2 separate regions of the Homo sapiens genome follow, and region 2 is linked to region 1. A link is a contact called in ENCODE Hi-C or POLR2A ChIA-PET data. All regions are on one chromosome and are shown on one strand. Each heading gives the region's core, a stretch centred on a gene start or an enhancer-like site at or near the end of the contact. The rest is flanking DNA. Distances are from core to core; before and after follow the strand shown. Region 1 overlaps GAB2 (GRB2 associated binding protein 2). Region 2 overlaps GAB2 (GRB2 associated binding protein 2).

What was found. Hi-C counts contacts between places; a loop is a spot of excess contacts on that map. ChIA-PET counts read pairs that join two places held with the same protein, here RNA polymerase II (POLR2A). Pooled maps may share reads with other maps.
Region 2: a pooled map shows a loop between it and region 1 (2.4-fold over the local background). The contact joins two enhancer-like sites. A Hi-C loop is called at or near these places in 6 of 168 maps with a recorded cell type or tissue (K562, Right ventricle myocardium inferior, aorta and 2 more), 1 of 37 single-sample maps with no recorded cell type and 5 of 50 pooled maps. POLR2A ChIA-PET finds 5 or more read pairs at or near these places in 8 of 52 experiments (GM12878, K562, WTC11 and 4 more).

The regions. Positions count from the first base shown.
Region 1 is chr11:78,250,874-78,258,501 of GRCh38, reverse strand. All of the region lies in intron 2 of GAB2 (GRB2 associated binding protein 2), which reads left to right. Among named protein-coding and RNA genes, the nearest start is that of USP35, 66 kb to the right of the region's middle. Within about 2 kb of position 1,346, at least 17 of the 41 ENCODE cell types and tissues checked have a DNase peak (open chromatin) inside an H3K27ac peak, as active enhancers do.
Region 2 is chr11:78,286,516-78,293,929 of GRCh38, reverse strand. The region is part of intron 1 of GAB2 (GRB2 associated binding protein 2); the gene reads left to right. Among named protein-coding and RNA genes, the nearest start is that of USP35, 100 kb to the right of the region's middle. RefSeq lists an enhancer at 3,373-3,667. Within about 2 kb of position 1,634, at least 2 of the 41 ENCODE cell types and tissues checked have a DNase peak (open chromatin) inside an H3K27ac peak, as active enhancers do.

The sequences.
Region 1 (7,628 bases), core at 97-2,596:
AATAGTTTCAGAACCTGTGTCTGGGAAGTCCACATCAGGGTTATTTTTGTTATACCTTGTTCCTTTGGAGCCATAGATTATGTGAAGGGCCAGAGAGAACGTGGATGCTTATCAATTTGCAATTTTGATGATCCAAAGGAAGGTTTTTGGAAATATTTGCTCTTTCATTTGTCACTCAAAGCCTGCTTTGCCTTTTCTTCAGTAGACCCTAACCCTTCTGTCTCTGCCCCAGAATTAAGAACCAGAGGTTGTTAAAACCAAACCAGTGGATCCTAATCTGAATCTCTGTAAATATGACTAATGAGGTCTGAGGTGGGACCAGCCCTCTGCATTTACATTTCCCAGAGATAACTTTGATGTGTACCCCCGATCTAATCCAACCTCTTCTTTTTGTAAATAGAGACAGTGAGGCTTGGGAAGATGAAATGGTATGCCCAGATTCACTCAGCCAGTAGGCGGTAGAGCTAGGCCTGGACCCCCATCCTCATATTTTAACTTTCCTTCCCTAGTACCATTCACCTCATAGGGCTCTTGTGGGAGTTCTTCCTCTGCACAGGTGAAAAGAATTGGCTTTGGAGACTGTGAGATCTGATTCAGATCTAGGCTATGCCACTTTCTGGCTGTGTGACCCCAGAGTTTGCTATTGATGTCTCTGAGCCTATTTTTCTTCATCCAAAAAAAAAAAATGGAGGTAATAATATGTACCTCACAGGGTAGACTAGAGGCACATAATAGGTGCTTAGTAAATGGCAGCTGTGCTTACCACAGTCACTGTTGTCCTTTTGGTTCTCATTAATTCCCCGTATACCATCTGTACGGCATATAATTGTGACCAAAACAGTGACAGTTACCTTCCAAGCATCCGTCATGTCTTGGAAAGCAGCTCGTACCTCTTTGGCCAATCTCAAGGTCTCAACCAGCTCCATGTGTACTCCAGGAATAGGAGCAATAAGAGTGGCTAAATGCATGATATAAAATGATCTCTATTCCTCACAGCAGTCCTACAAAGTACTTAGCCCTATTGAACAAGTGAGAATTAAAAAGGCTTATTAACATATCCAAGGCTACAGAGCTAGGAGTTAGCAGAGTCAGACTTTGAATCCAGCTCCAATACAGCTTTTGGTCTACCACTTTATGGGTTCTGAGACCCACTGAGGCTTGAGGGTGGGGATAAATTTTTGGGGGAGAAGGGATAAAGATGAAAAGGGCACTGAGATAAGGGAACTAGTCATTATTTGGCCAGTCATCTTTTCCAGAAACTCCCGCCAACCACCCCTTTCCTGCTCATGTTATCACTAGCCAGTCGATGGCTGGGTTGGCCTGGGCTGGGCTCCTCGGCTGAAATCCTTCAGAGCTTTCCTGTTCTAGAGTTTTGCAAGAAGGTGGGAGGAGTGTTTGTATGCTGGGCAGGCTTCCCAGGGGTGATTGTGGAAAGGAAGGGGAGTGATTCTGTAGGGCCCTAAAAAGAAGCCAGGAAGAAGAAAAAAAAAAACTGTTTAAAAGAAAATAGATTGACTCAGGCATTTGTGGGCATTATCTTTAGTCTAGACTTGGAGATAGAAGCTCAGGCCAGGAGTCTAGAAACCTCCATTTTCTTCTTGTGTTTTGGGTCATTAGGAAGGTCAGTTACACAGCAAGAAGTACCAAAAACACCCCAGCCACACATTGTTTAATATCTTCCTTTATTTTCACCATTCTTTTCTTCTCCCAAGGGGTACCCAGGCAATAAAAACAAATCCTATTAATGCCTTATGCATGTGCATGGATTTGCTTCCAAACCCTTATCTCATTCACCTCCTAAAACAACCCAGTGAGACAGACAGGTAGGCTAGAGATTATCCTCCAATACTTGATAGTTATGAATTAAAGCTCAGCGACCACACATGATCTCACAGCAAGTTTATGGCAGAGCTGGAACTGGATTCCTGGTCTCTTGACTTCTGTCCCGTGCATGAGGTTCACTCACTGGGAGTAAAATTTCAACCCACTTAGATCTATTCTCACTCCCCCATGCCTGCCACCAGGTAACCACTAATCTTTTTCACATCCCTGCAGATTTGCCTCTTCTAGATATTTCACATAAATGAAATCATTTCTAGAATCACTCCCCTTCCTTTCCACAATCACCCCTGGGAAGCCTGTCCAGCATACAAACACTCCTCCCACCTTCTTAACAAAACTCTAGATCTGTGGTCTTTTATGATTGGCTTCTTTCACTTAGCGTAATATTTTGAAGGTTCATCAAGATAACCTATATCAGTATTTTTTATTTCTATGGCTAAATAATATTCCATTGTGTGGATATATCACATTTTGTTTATCCATTCGTCAGGACATTTTGGTTGTTTCCATTTTTTGGCTCTCATGAATAATGCTGATATGGACATTCATCTATAAGTTTTTGGTGTTTGTGTTTTAATTCAATCCTTTCAGCAACCCTCTATGATAAACTGCAGGGCAAGTTATCCTAGATATTAATAGTCCCTTTTTACAGATGAAGCAACTGAGGCTAAGTGATTTGCTCCAGGTCAAATAGCAAGCAGATCTGCCTTTAGGCAGATCTAGGGACAGAGCCAAGTCTCTCCACTATTAGCCTAATACATTTTTTTCTGTTACATGTAGCACACCATGTCGCTTTTGTTCTATGAAATGTTTGGAAGTATATTTGAAAACTTTAATTATAGGGAGTGACCCTGAGGGGTGATGAAGCCATGAATCACAGCAGTGCCAGGTCTACTAATCAGCCCTGTCCAGAATGGCCATGTAGAATGTACTCCACTTACCAATGGCAAGCCATCTGAAGGGAGCAGCTTTCAGTGAGCAAAACAAAACAGCACCAAACCCAAGTTGGCTGAAGCTCTTGCCTCCAACTGATGTGGAAAGTGAGGTAGCACCTCCCCGGAACCTCATCTATTGGGGCACAGGCAGCTCATCAGAATTGGGGGTTGGAACCACGGAGGAAGAAGTAGCAGGGGTACTCGGCCATCAGGGTCCAAAATGAGAAAAATCTTATTCCAGAAAAGTTGTCTCTGAATTTAGCTTTGTAATTATTTTTCCTGAGATAAGCAAGAAAACCTTGTTTGATGTTTTAGGTTTTATGGTATATATTGGTTTCCTAGGACCTCCATGACAAATTACCACAAAGTGAGTAGATTAAAACAACAAAAATTTACTCTCTCACAGTTCTAGAGGCTAGATATCCAAAATTAAGGCATTGGTGGTATTGGTTCCTTCTGGGTGCTCTAAGGAGAGTCTGTTTCTACCTTTCCGTTAGTTCCTGGTGGCTGCCAGCAGTCCTTGGCATTCCGTGGCTAGTAGATACATCATTTCGATCTCTACCTTGACCCATACATCACATGGTATTCTGCCTTTGTGTTTCTCTGTCTCTGTGTCTCTTTTATAAGGATACCAGTTCATTGGATGAGGGCCCACCCTAATCCAGTATGACTTCCTCTTAACTATGTACAGAGACGCTATTTTCAAGTAAGGTCACATTCTGAAATACCAGGTAGACATGAGTTTTGGAAGGACACTAGTAAACCTAGTATAGACACTAAGAAATAATCACATAAATTCAGGCAGAGATCTTTTTAAAGTTGCAAGCAGAAGTGGGATTTTGGCAAGTTTTAGTGCCAAAACAGCTTTGAAAGAATTTTTCTGGAGCTACATACTTTTTTTTTTCTTTTTTCTTTTTTCTTTTTTTAGAGACAAGGTGTCACTCTGTCATCTTGGCTGATTGCAGTGGCGCGATCATAGCCCACTGCAGCCTCAATCTCTTGGGTTGGAGCAGTCTTCCCACCTCAGCCTCCTAAGTAGCTAGGCCTACAGGCACACACCACCACGCCCAGTTAATTTTTTAATTTTTGATAGAGACGACTCTCACTAGGTTTCCCAGGCTGGTCTCAAACTCCTGACCTCAAGCAACCCTCCTGTCTTGGCCTCCCAAAGCGTTGGGATTACAAGCATGAGCTATTGCACCCAGCTAAGCTATAGATCATTAGATGGAGCTGGCTAGTTTCATTGACATGACTTTGTGCTGGTAGAGTAGAAATCCAAGTTTCTGTTGGATGAAGGCCCAATTCATCCTAATCCCTACTTCATCTTCTTAACAGACCTTAAAACCTCTCTGATTTTGACCACAAGAAACACACATATTTGGATTTTTGCGCCAGGGAAAATTCTTTTATTTTTTCAGTATGATCAGTCAACAAATGTGTATTGAATACATACCATGGCTGGGGCTGTTCTAGGCACTAGGGGTACATAAGTGATAGAAGGTGTTCCATGTACCTATGACATTCAAGATTTTCTAGACCTTATGTGTATTTCATTCTTTTCATCCTTATAGCTGCCCTATGTTGATTTGTAAATAAGGAGACTGAGACTCTGAGAGGTGAAGTGACTTCCCCAAGTATGCAGCTAAATAGACTGAGTCACAGATATGACTCCACAGGCTGAGCTCAAGGAAGGGGCTGCAGAGGTGAGGATGGGTCACTCCTCTTTTATTCATACTCACAGCCAAAGCATTCAACATAGGGGGCATGAAGGATGCATTTGATGACAAGGCAGAATAAGTAGGTTGTGTCAATGGCGTTTATTGTAATACTGAGGAAACTCGACTTTATTCTGAAGGCAATAAGGAGTCAGTGAATGTTACTGAGGAATAATGATTTCTTATGGTGTGTACTTTTTTTGATCAACGCGTATTTATTGAATTTTGTCACACACTGGGCTTAATGATGAGGATAAAACCATTTCAAAATCTCTGCCATCACTGTGTTTACAGCCTGATGTACAAAGTGATGAGAGAAAGATTGGTATTTTCCTGGAATTTTATTTGAAACACAGGGAAGCACAGGTAAGAAACAAGGTTGAAGAAAGAAACAGGAAAATGTCTTTAAAAAAAGAGGCTGGGTGCAGGGCTTTATACCTGTAATCCTAGCCCTTTGGAAGGCTGAGGCAGGAGGATTGATTAAGGCCAGAAGTTCAAGACTAGCCTGGGCAACATAGTGAGATCCTGTCTCTACAAAAAAAATTTAAAAATTGGCCTGGCGTGGTGGTGCATGCCTGTATTCCTGGCTATTCCGGAGGCTAAGGCAGGAAGATTGCTTGAGCCCGGGAGTTCGAGGTTATAGTGAGCTATGATTGCACCATGGCACTCCAGCCTGAGCAACAGAGCAAGACCATGTCTCTAAAAAAGAGAGCTTTGACTGGGCATGGTGGCTCACGCCTGTAATCCCAGCACTTTGAGAGGCTGAGGCAGTGGTGATCGAGACCATCCTGGCCAACATGGTGAAACCCCATCTCTACTAAAAATACAAAAATTAGCTGGGCGTCATGGCATACACCTGTAGTTGCAGCTACTCAGGAGGCTGAGGCCGGAGTATCACTTGAACCCAGGAAGCAGAGGTTGTGGTGAGCCGAGATCGTACCACTGCATTTAAGCCTGGATGACAGAGCGAGACTCTGTCTCACAAAAAAAAAAAAAAAAAAAAAAGGAAAGATATTTGTAAGTCATCTGAGGTATAACAGAAGAGTTTTAAGAGGGACGGTGACATAATGACGTGACATGGTTGCTGAGAAACAGAAGAGTCATAGATAATGCCTGGACTTCTGGCTTGGAGAACTTATTGGCTGGTGATGATGGACCTCACTGAGACAGGGAACACGAGTGATGAAGAGGTCAATTTAGATTGTTGAGTTTGGCCCACTAGTGGGACGTCTGAAGGGAGGTGCTCAGCAGGTGAAGGGATATATAGCAGGGAGTCCCGGAGAGAGAACTGAGCTAGAGATGAAGATTTGAGAGTTGTCAGCACATAGGTGGTAACTGAAGCTGTGGAAGTGGACAGGATTACCCGCTGGAGAGTCTTCAGCGGGAGAGAGAGGCTATAGGAGGGTCTAGAGTGGAGCCCTGAGGAATGCCTCCACTGAAGGGGCAGGCAAAGGAAGAGGAGTCCAACGAGACAACAGAGAATACAGAATCTCACCAGAGGCTTGCTTTTTGCAGGTTCCCTGTGTCTTCTTAGGCAGTAGCTTGTATTCTTTCCATGGCCCTGTGGCTACTCTGTCCCATAATGTAAACCCTCTCTCCTCCACTATTAGAGAGTTCATCTTGCAAATCTAATGGAGTAATGAGCTATCGATTCTGTTAACAAATGTCCAGTTTACTGAAAGACTTGTAATGGGAGTTAATTTTGGGGGTCAATACAGCTGTCAATGGAAAAGTTTTTCCCCAGAGGCCCATCAGCTTTTTCTGTTGTACACTGGCAGGTGTCCTGCCCAGCAGCAGAAATGCCTGGAGAGTAATTAATACTGTAGAGCATTAATGAGCTGGTGATCCTGCCTAGGACCATGAGAAGGGTACAGCCTGAGATAGGTCAGATGACAGGGCGTAGAAGGTGAACTGTGTCCCCTTTGACATGAGTTGAATAACCTTAGAAAATCAACACCACCACAACGTTAACCCACCAGCTATCATACTGCCTAAGATTACATCTTTAAACTTTTATTTCTTTCGAACAAGAAGTTTCACTAGTGGAATTTTTGAGTGCTGAATGAATGTGTTGTGTTTGCTTAGTCCGCAGACATGAACTAAGAATCTGCTATGTACCTTGCCTTTATTAGGTAAATGCTGGGCCTATAATGGTAACAACATCACAGTCACTGTTCTCAGAAAGCCATGGGTTAGACAAGGAAGCATAGTGACCATGGATATAATGGGAGCATGGGCCAAGTGCTGCTGGCACACAGAAGAAGAAGCAAGTCCAGGAAGATTTGGGAGAGAATATGATATCTGTGTAGGGTCTAAAAGTCTGCATATGAGCTTGCCAGTAGAGTAGAGGTGAAATCCAAGTGGAAGGAACAGCAGAAGCCAAAACAAAGAATCATAAAAGAGGCTGGTGTGTTCAAGGACTGATGATGCTTCCATATGCCTTGTTTATGGGTGGAGAAAAGCAGGAAGTAGGTCAGACTGTCAAAAGCCTTGTATGTTATGCTAAGGAATTTGGACTAGCTTAGAGAGCCAGCCAAATGAATAATGACCTTGGCTTGGGGTGTAGTACTATAAGCTATTATCCGTCCTTAATACCTCACTTACTAACACAACAGAGAAAAGCTTGAGATAAGAGGGAAAATGACCAATAGACAGGGAGTGGTAGGCAGTGGGGAATGTAACTGTCCTTGGAGGTCTTAGGAGGCCAGGCAGGAGCAGCTGGAGTCCAGTATTAAGGGACAGCTCCAAATGCATTTGTGCTTTTCTCATTAATGCAGTAAGGCACAGTCCAGAGCCTCAATTAATGAGTCTTCAGTAAGCAAAGCCTCATTTAACAAAGCCAGCCTTAGCTTTTTTTTTTCCTGTAATTAGATGTTTAAATTTCATTTTTTTTTTAAATTTCAACTTGTTTTTCAGATGCCAGGGTACATGTGCAAGTGTGTTACATGGGTATATTGTCTAATGCTGAGGTTTGGCCTTCTGTTCATCCTATCACCCAAATAGCATTGTACCCCATAGGTAGTTGTTCAATCCTTGTCCCCCTCTCTCCCTCCCTGTTAACATAATCCCCAGTGTCTACTGTTTCCGTCTTTATGTCCATGTGCACCCTGTGTTTAGCTCCAACTTATAAGTGAGA
Region 2 (7,414 bases), core at 385-2,884, 35 kb before region 1:
AAAAATAAAAATAAAAAAAGACTCATATTTCATCAATATCCATCTTTTAACCTGCTTGCATGCTCTCGCTCTCCCTCACTCTCACACGTACTCTTTTTCTCTTGCTCTCTCTCGGTTGGCTGTTCTTAGGCGACAAATAGTGGTTCCTGCAACTTCAGGGAAATATTGTGACAACCCTTTGTCCAGTGACACAGCCAGTTTGAGTAACACAAAACAAAGGTCCTGGAGTTGAATCTTAATGACTCTGAGCTGGCTTGGAACATAACGCTTGTCGCTAAACTGATCACAGTGGCATGTAGGATGAAATGGTGCAAATTGGCTTAATCTAGATTACCATGATCTACTCCTTGAAGCCTATAGTTGGAGTCAGCTTTATATAAAGGATTCTAGGTGATCTTTTGTGTTTATGGTGTCTGTGTACCATCTTACCTGGAATAGAGATTGTGTTAAATTAACAGATCATCTGACTGAGAGGTTTTTTTCCCCCAAAACAGAAGCAAATAAACATTATTTTGTTCCTTTGGTATAACTTTCATTGAACAGTTATATAGTGCTTTGGAAGTATCAAGTCCTGTGCTAAATAAATGCTGGAGATACAAAAGCCCCTGACCTCAGAATGTCATAGTCTTGGGGTAAGAAAAAATTCATTCTGTGCCCGAGGAGCAAATAAGTTCCTTTAGAGTCCGAGGGAAACTGTACTTATCTGCCCTTTCTCAGATGAATGAGTCCAGAACAAATACAGTTAACTATGCTGCTCTCTTCTAGGGGATCTGCATTTGAGGAGTGGAAATAACTTTGGACTAGGAGCTGAGGCCTAGATTCTAGTTGCATTATTGCCATCTGCCATCACCAATTAACTATAAACTTGAATTCATAAACTCTGTGGCCAGTGTTTCTCAAAGTGTAGTGAGCAATTCATCTGCAGTAGCTTCACCTCAAGTTCTTTGTGGGTCTGGACCCACAGAATAAGAAGATCTTGGGCTGTGGTCTCTGTAAGTTGTTTAATCTCTATGAACTTCTTTTTCCTCACCTGTTAAGAGGATCCTATTTACCTTGCAGCATTTGTTAAAGGATTAAATGTGATAATGAGTAGAAAGCACATGGCAGGTAGCAAGAGCTCAGCAAATACACTTTTAAAAATTTCCTCAGAGAGTATAAAGTCTCTATGGTCCAGAGTAGTCGAAGGATTGCTAGAGGAAGGATAGCAAAAAGCCTTTCCTCGCTCAGGAAGTGTGCCTTCAAAAATGTGTAACTGTTACATGACTCCCACTGTACTCTTGTAATGTTTGCTGTTAACTATTATGGGACACGAGACTGGCATAGTAGCTTCGTGTTGAAATATATTAGGATAGACTTGTACATCATATGTTCAGAAGTGAGATCAGATTCCCCTGTGTCTTTGTGTTTGTTTGAGCTAGAACTCAACCACATCACCACCTGAGAGTTGACAGTTGAAAATATTTCTAAACCTCCAGAATCTTCTATCTTCTGCCCTGACTTTGGTATACCAAAGATAACAGAACTCTTCTTTGATGACTAAGGACTTCTCAAGGTCTCAAATCATCTTTTCTGATACCAAATCTCACGTGCCTTGTGGCTAAGGTTGTAGAAGGGGCAAGACATTACTTGGAAGAGGCTTTTGCGAAACTCCTGGAATAGGCGTGTCCTTTTAACTTCCCGCTTTCTGAAGAGGGTAAAACCAAAAACTGCCAGTAAACCTAGAGAATCCTATGAAGTGAGGTTTATGGTTAATCTGAATCTAACTGAGGTTACTGGGTGATACCTATAATTTAAACCTGTTAGGCGGGTATATGAAGAACATAACAGTTGTATCTTCAAAAAGCTCTTTGCCTTATTTTTTAAAAATTCACCAATAACAAAGACTGACTCTCTCTCTCTCACACACACACACACACACACACACACCCCTACACACCTCTTAGTGAAGCTCCCAGGTGGAGATGTGGTTATTCAGAAGAACACATCCCTCTGTTCTAAGAATCTGAGTAATCTGATTAAATGAGGTGTTACCATATCATGTTTTCTTAGTTAAAAAATACATAAGGGGCTGGGTACAGTGGCTCATCTGTAATTCCAGCACTTTGGGATGCTGAGGTGGGAGAATTACTTGAGCCTATGAATTTGACATTAGCCTAGCCAGCATAGTGAGACTCCATCTCTAAAAAAAAAAATTAACTGGGTATGATGGCGCATCCTGTGATCACAGCTAAATGGGAGGCTGAGGTAGGAGGATCGCTTGAGCCTAGGAGGTCGGGGCTACAGTGAGCCATGTTTGCGCCACTGCACTCCCGTCTGGGCAACAGAGGGAGACCCTGTCGCAAAAAAAAAAAAAAAAAAAAAAAAAAAAGAAAAAGAAAAAAGTAAGTCTCTCAAGATAGGGGAGAATAGACCTTAGGTAGTCTCTTGTCCATCTATTGATCTACTCTTTTTTTTTTTTGAGACAGAGACAGAGTCTTGCTCTGTTGCCCAGGCTGGAGTGCAGTGGTGCGATCTCCGCTCACCGTAAGCTCTGCCTCCCAGGTTCAAGCCATTCTTCTGCCTCAGCCTCCCGAGTAGCTGGGACTACAGGTGCTCGCCACCACGCCTGGCTAATTTTTTTTTTTTTTTTTTTTTTGTCGTTTTAGTAGAGACGGTTTCACCGTATTAGCCAGGATGGTCTCAATCTCCTGACCTCGTGATCTGCCTGCCTCGGCCTCTCAAAATGCTGGGATTACAGACGTGAGCCACCACGCCCAGCCTTGATCTACTCTTTGAGCCCTTCTTCTGTCACACTCCCCAACCTTCCCACCCTTTGTTTAGGCCAGGAGTCAACAAACAAATCCTGCCACCACTTCTTTTTCTAAGCAGTTTTATTGGAACACAGCCATGCCTGTTTGCTTATGAATTGTGTATGGTTGCTGTCATGCCACTATAGAACTGAGTAGTTATGACAGAGAAAATATGACCTGTAAAACCCAAAATATTTGCTAACATCCTTAACAAAGTTTGCTGATCCCTCACCTTGCCTCTTTCTTCAAAATCTCCAGTGTTGAGTATTCTCCAGTTTCCAAGAGACCTGCTTTGGACCACTCATTTAGAAAGTTCTTACGTTCTAAAAAAAATAAAATTTGGTTTTCCGTAGACTGCTCCTGCTGGTACTTGTTCAACTTGAGTATGTTGAGTAACTAAAAATAAATCAAATCGCTCTTCCACATATTGGCGGCCCTTTATATCTTAGAACAACACTATGATCATGACTCCAGGCAGAATCTTGCAGAATCCTGGTGTGATAAACTTTCACGGGCCTTCATTGTCACCAGAAGGGAGCATAACACTCTTGCACAGCTAAATTGTGGCCCACCTAGGTTTTCTGGGCGCCAAGAGCAATAAGAGGAAGTTATAGCCTCATTCTACATGCTTGAAGACCTTGAGATCTAACCCAAAGGATAGAGACAGGTTCATGTGACATGTACTGTCTGTTCAACAGCTAGGAGTGATGCAACTTCCAGGTCATATGTACCCACACTTTGTGGTCTTGATGGTTGTGAAATGGTTTGTTTTCTGACAGAAGGAAAACAGTCACTTCTATTTCATCAGAGATGGGAGTGGCATACCCTTGATCCTAGACACAAATTCTTTTTTCCAACTTTCTTGACAGTAGACCCTATCCATATACTTCTTTAAGCCCCACTGTTAAGTAAAGTGACTTTCATTGTCTTTTGTCTCCGTTATTACTACCCTAATTTAGATTGCCATCTTCTCTCACCATTGCAGACTATCGCAACAGCTTCTTAATTGTTTTCTTGTCTCTTATTTTTTATTTTTCTGGTTTGTCTCCCGCACTTTGCCAGATGAGAGCACAGCATTGGTTAACATTTCTCTGCTGATCTATACTCTTCAATGGCTCCCCGTTACAAATAAAGGAAAGATGAAACTTCTTAGGGTGGCATTCAAGGCTTTTCAGGACCTCCAAACTCTTCCTTTCCTCCCTCTTTTCCATATTGAGAAGACTGTGCCATATTCTCTGAACCTATTTTATCTGTTCCCATGCCCAGGCCTTGGTCATTGGTCATACTGTATGTTGTATTTAAAAAAAAAAAAAAAAAAAAAAAAAAGGTCCTGTTCTTCCTTTCCAAAACCGCATATCAAACCCTACCTTCCTCATTGTTTGTGTTCATTGCTCCTTCTCTCTCGTGCATGTTTGCTTTCTCTCATGCTGTTTCTCTCTCTTAACCCTGAAAGTTTGATTCCCTGCTTCAGTGGTCTACTAGCGTATTATGTCTTTTTTTATGGTGCTTACAAAAAAATCTTCTAGTTTTAGGGATATATATTAATGTCTTAACTTCCTGAAACTTTGTAAATATTGTAAGTTACTTCAAAGGAGTATTTTTGGGCCTTGCCTCTTTATCTGTCAAAGCATTCAACACATTTTGTGTTTGTTTTTACTGAATTCTATACAAGGAGCTTGTTGATTTCTCATGAAATGTACCTTAGATCCCAAAGATTTTCACCTTTTTTTCTAAACGTTTTATAGTTTTACATTTTACGTTTAAGTCCATGATTCATTCTGAGTTAGTTTTTGTATAAGATGTGAGACTTAGATTAAGGTCTTTACTCCCCTATGGATGCTTGATTGCTTTGGCACCATTTCTTGAAAAGGCCTTTTCTTTTCTTTTTTATATTAAAATTTTTAGTAGAGACAGGGTTTTGCCATGTTGGCCAGGCCAATCTCGAACTCCTGGCCTCAAGTGATCCACCTACCTTGGCCCCCCAAAGTGCTGGGATTACAGGCACGAACCATGACAACTAGCTGTTTTCTTGATTGAATTGCTTTTACACGTTTGTGAAAAATCAGTTGGGCATATTGTGAGGGTCTGTTTCTGGGTTTTCTGTTCTAATCCATTGTTCTTCACTTGATCTTAGCCAAACGGCCAAGAATTGATCTATTCCACTTTTCTGTGTCTGTCTCTTCGCCAGTGCTACACAGTCTTGATTGTTGTAGCTATATAATAAGTCTTAAAATCTGGCAGACTGATTCTTCCCATTTTATTTTTCAGAATTATTTTAGCTATTGTGCTTCCTTTGCCTTTTCATATACATTTTAGAACAATCTTACGTACATCTACAGACATTCTTGTGGGATTTTGATGGGAATTGTGTTAAATCTGTACGTCAGTTTGGGGAGATGCACCAAGTCGAGTTGTCCAATCCATGAATATGGTATGTCTCTTCATTTATTTAAGTCTCCTTTGATTTCTTTCATTAGCTTTGTATAGCTTTTAGCATACATGCCCTGCACAGCGATTTTTTTAGATTTATACCTTTTCAATTTTTAAGAACAATTATAAATGGCATTGTATTTTTATTTTATATGCCTGCATATTCATCGCTAGTTAGAAGTAAATTGATTTCTGTATGATTATCTTGTATCCTGTGACCTTGCTGAACTCACTTATTCGTCCTGAGAGTTTTGTTGGGTTTTGTTGTAGATTTTTTGTGTTTTTTCTTTTTCTTTCTTCTTCTTCTTCTTCTTTTTTTTTTTTTTTTCTTTGAGATGGAGTCTCACTCTGTTGCCCAGGCTGGAGTGCAGTGGCACCATCTCAGCTCACTGAAACCTCTACCTCCTGGGCTCAAGCAATTTTCCTGCCTCACCCTCCCTAGTAGCTTGGATTACAGGTACCCACCACCATGCCTAGCTAATTTTTGTATTTTAGTAGAGATGGGATTTCACCATGTTGGCCAGGCTGGTCTTGAACTCCTGACCTCAAGCAATCCACATGCCTCGGCCTCCTAAAGTACTAGGATTACAGGCATGAGCCACTGTGCCCAGCCACGATTTTTCTATATAGATAATCATGTCCTCTGCAAACAGGGACCATTTTTTTTTCTTCCTTTCCAATCAGTATACCTTTTATATATGTTTTTTGCTTTATCACCTTGACAAGAACTTCCAGCAATATGTTGAATAAGAGTGATAACAGTGGCTGGGCACGCTGGCTCACACCTGTAATCCCAGCACTTTGGGAGGCCAAGGCAGGTGGATCACTTGAGGCCAAGAGTTCAAGACCAGCCTGGCCAACGTGGTGAAACCCCATCTCTAATAAAAATACAAAAATTAGCCAGTGTGGCAGTGCACACCTGTAATCCCAGCTACTTGGGAGGCTGAGGCACAAGAATCACTTGAACCCAGGAAGCGGAGCTTGCAGTGAGCCAAGATTGTGCCACTGCACTCCACCCTGAGCAACAGAGTAAGACTCTGTCTCAAAAAAAAAAAAAAAAATGATAAGAGCAAATGTCCTTGCCTTATTCCTGATCTTAGGAAAGAGGATTCAGTCTCTCAAATCTAAGTATAGGCCAGGTTTGCTGGTTCACACTTGTAATCACAGCATTTTGGGAGGCCAAGGCAGGAAGATTACTTGAGCCCAGGAGTTTAAGAACAGCCTGGGAAAAATAGTGAGACCCCCATCTCTACAAAAATTTAGAAATTAGCCAGGCATAGTGGCATGCACCTGTGATCTCAGCCACTCAGGAGGCTGAGGTGGGAGATTCACTTGAGCCAGGAGGTTGAGGCTGCAGTGAGCCATGTTCATGCCTCTGCATTCCAACCTGAGTGACAGAGTGAGACCCTGCCTCAGCAAACAACCAAAAAAAACTAAGTATAACATTTGATAGTGGTCTTTTGTTGCTGCTCTTTTTCAAGTTGAAGAAGCTCCCCTCTGTTCCTGTTTTTCTGAGAGTTTTTATCAAGAATGAGTGTTTAATTTTATCAAATATTTTTTGCATTGAAAGATATGATCATGCAGTTTTTCTTCAGCCTATTAATATGGTAGATGACGGATTTCAAATATGGAATCAGCCTTACCTCCTTGGAATAAATTCCATTTGGTCATGTGTTTTTATAGATTGCTGAATTCTATTTGTATTTTATGTGTAAGTCCATAATCCATTTTGAGTTAATTTTTGTATGAGATTTTATATAGACGTTAGAACAGTCCTGAAAAAGCTTTCTCTTTAATAGCATATTCAGGACTCATGTCCCGTATTCTCCTTGCATTATGTGTCAGTAATCCAACAGCAATTTTTCATTTTTGTATCATGGGTTACTTTTCAGGTGAAGCTCCCAGACCCCCCTTATAAATATTTATTACATGGATACTGCACTTATCAGAATGAAGGGAACAAGGTGCCAAATAACTCACACCATAGAGAATCTATTACACATCTTTATCTTATTCTTTTTTCTGTAATCCTCTTGCTGTCCTTCTTTTCTACTTCCTACTGTGAAAGCTTACGTATAAGTTTTATTAATTTGAACAAATTAACATATTCATGGAATGAAAAAAAATCAACAGATCTTCCCTGAGCTCCTATATGTGTTAAGCACTCTGCCATGTAGTTTTTGGCCACATTGGAC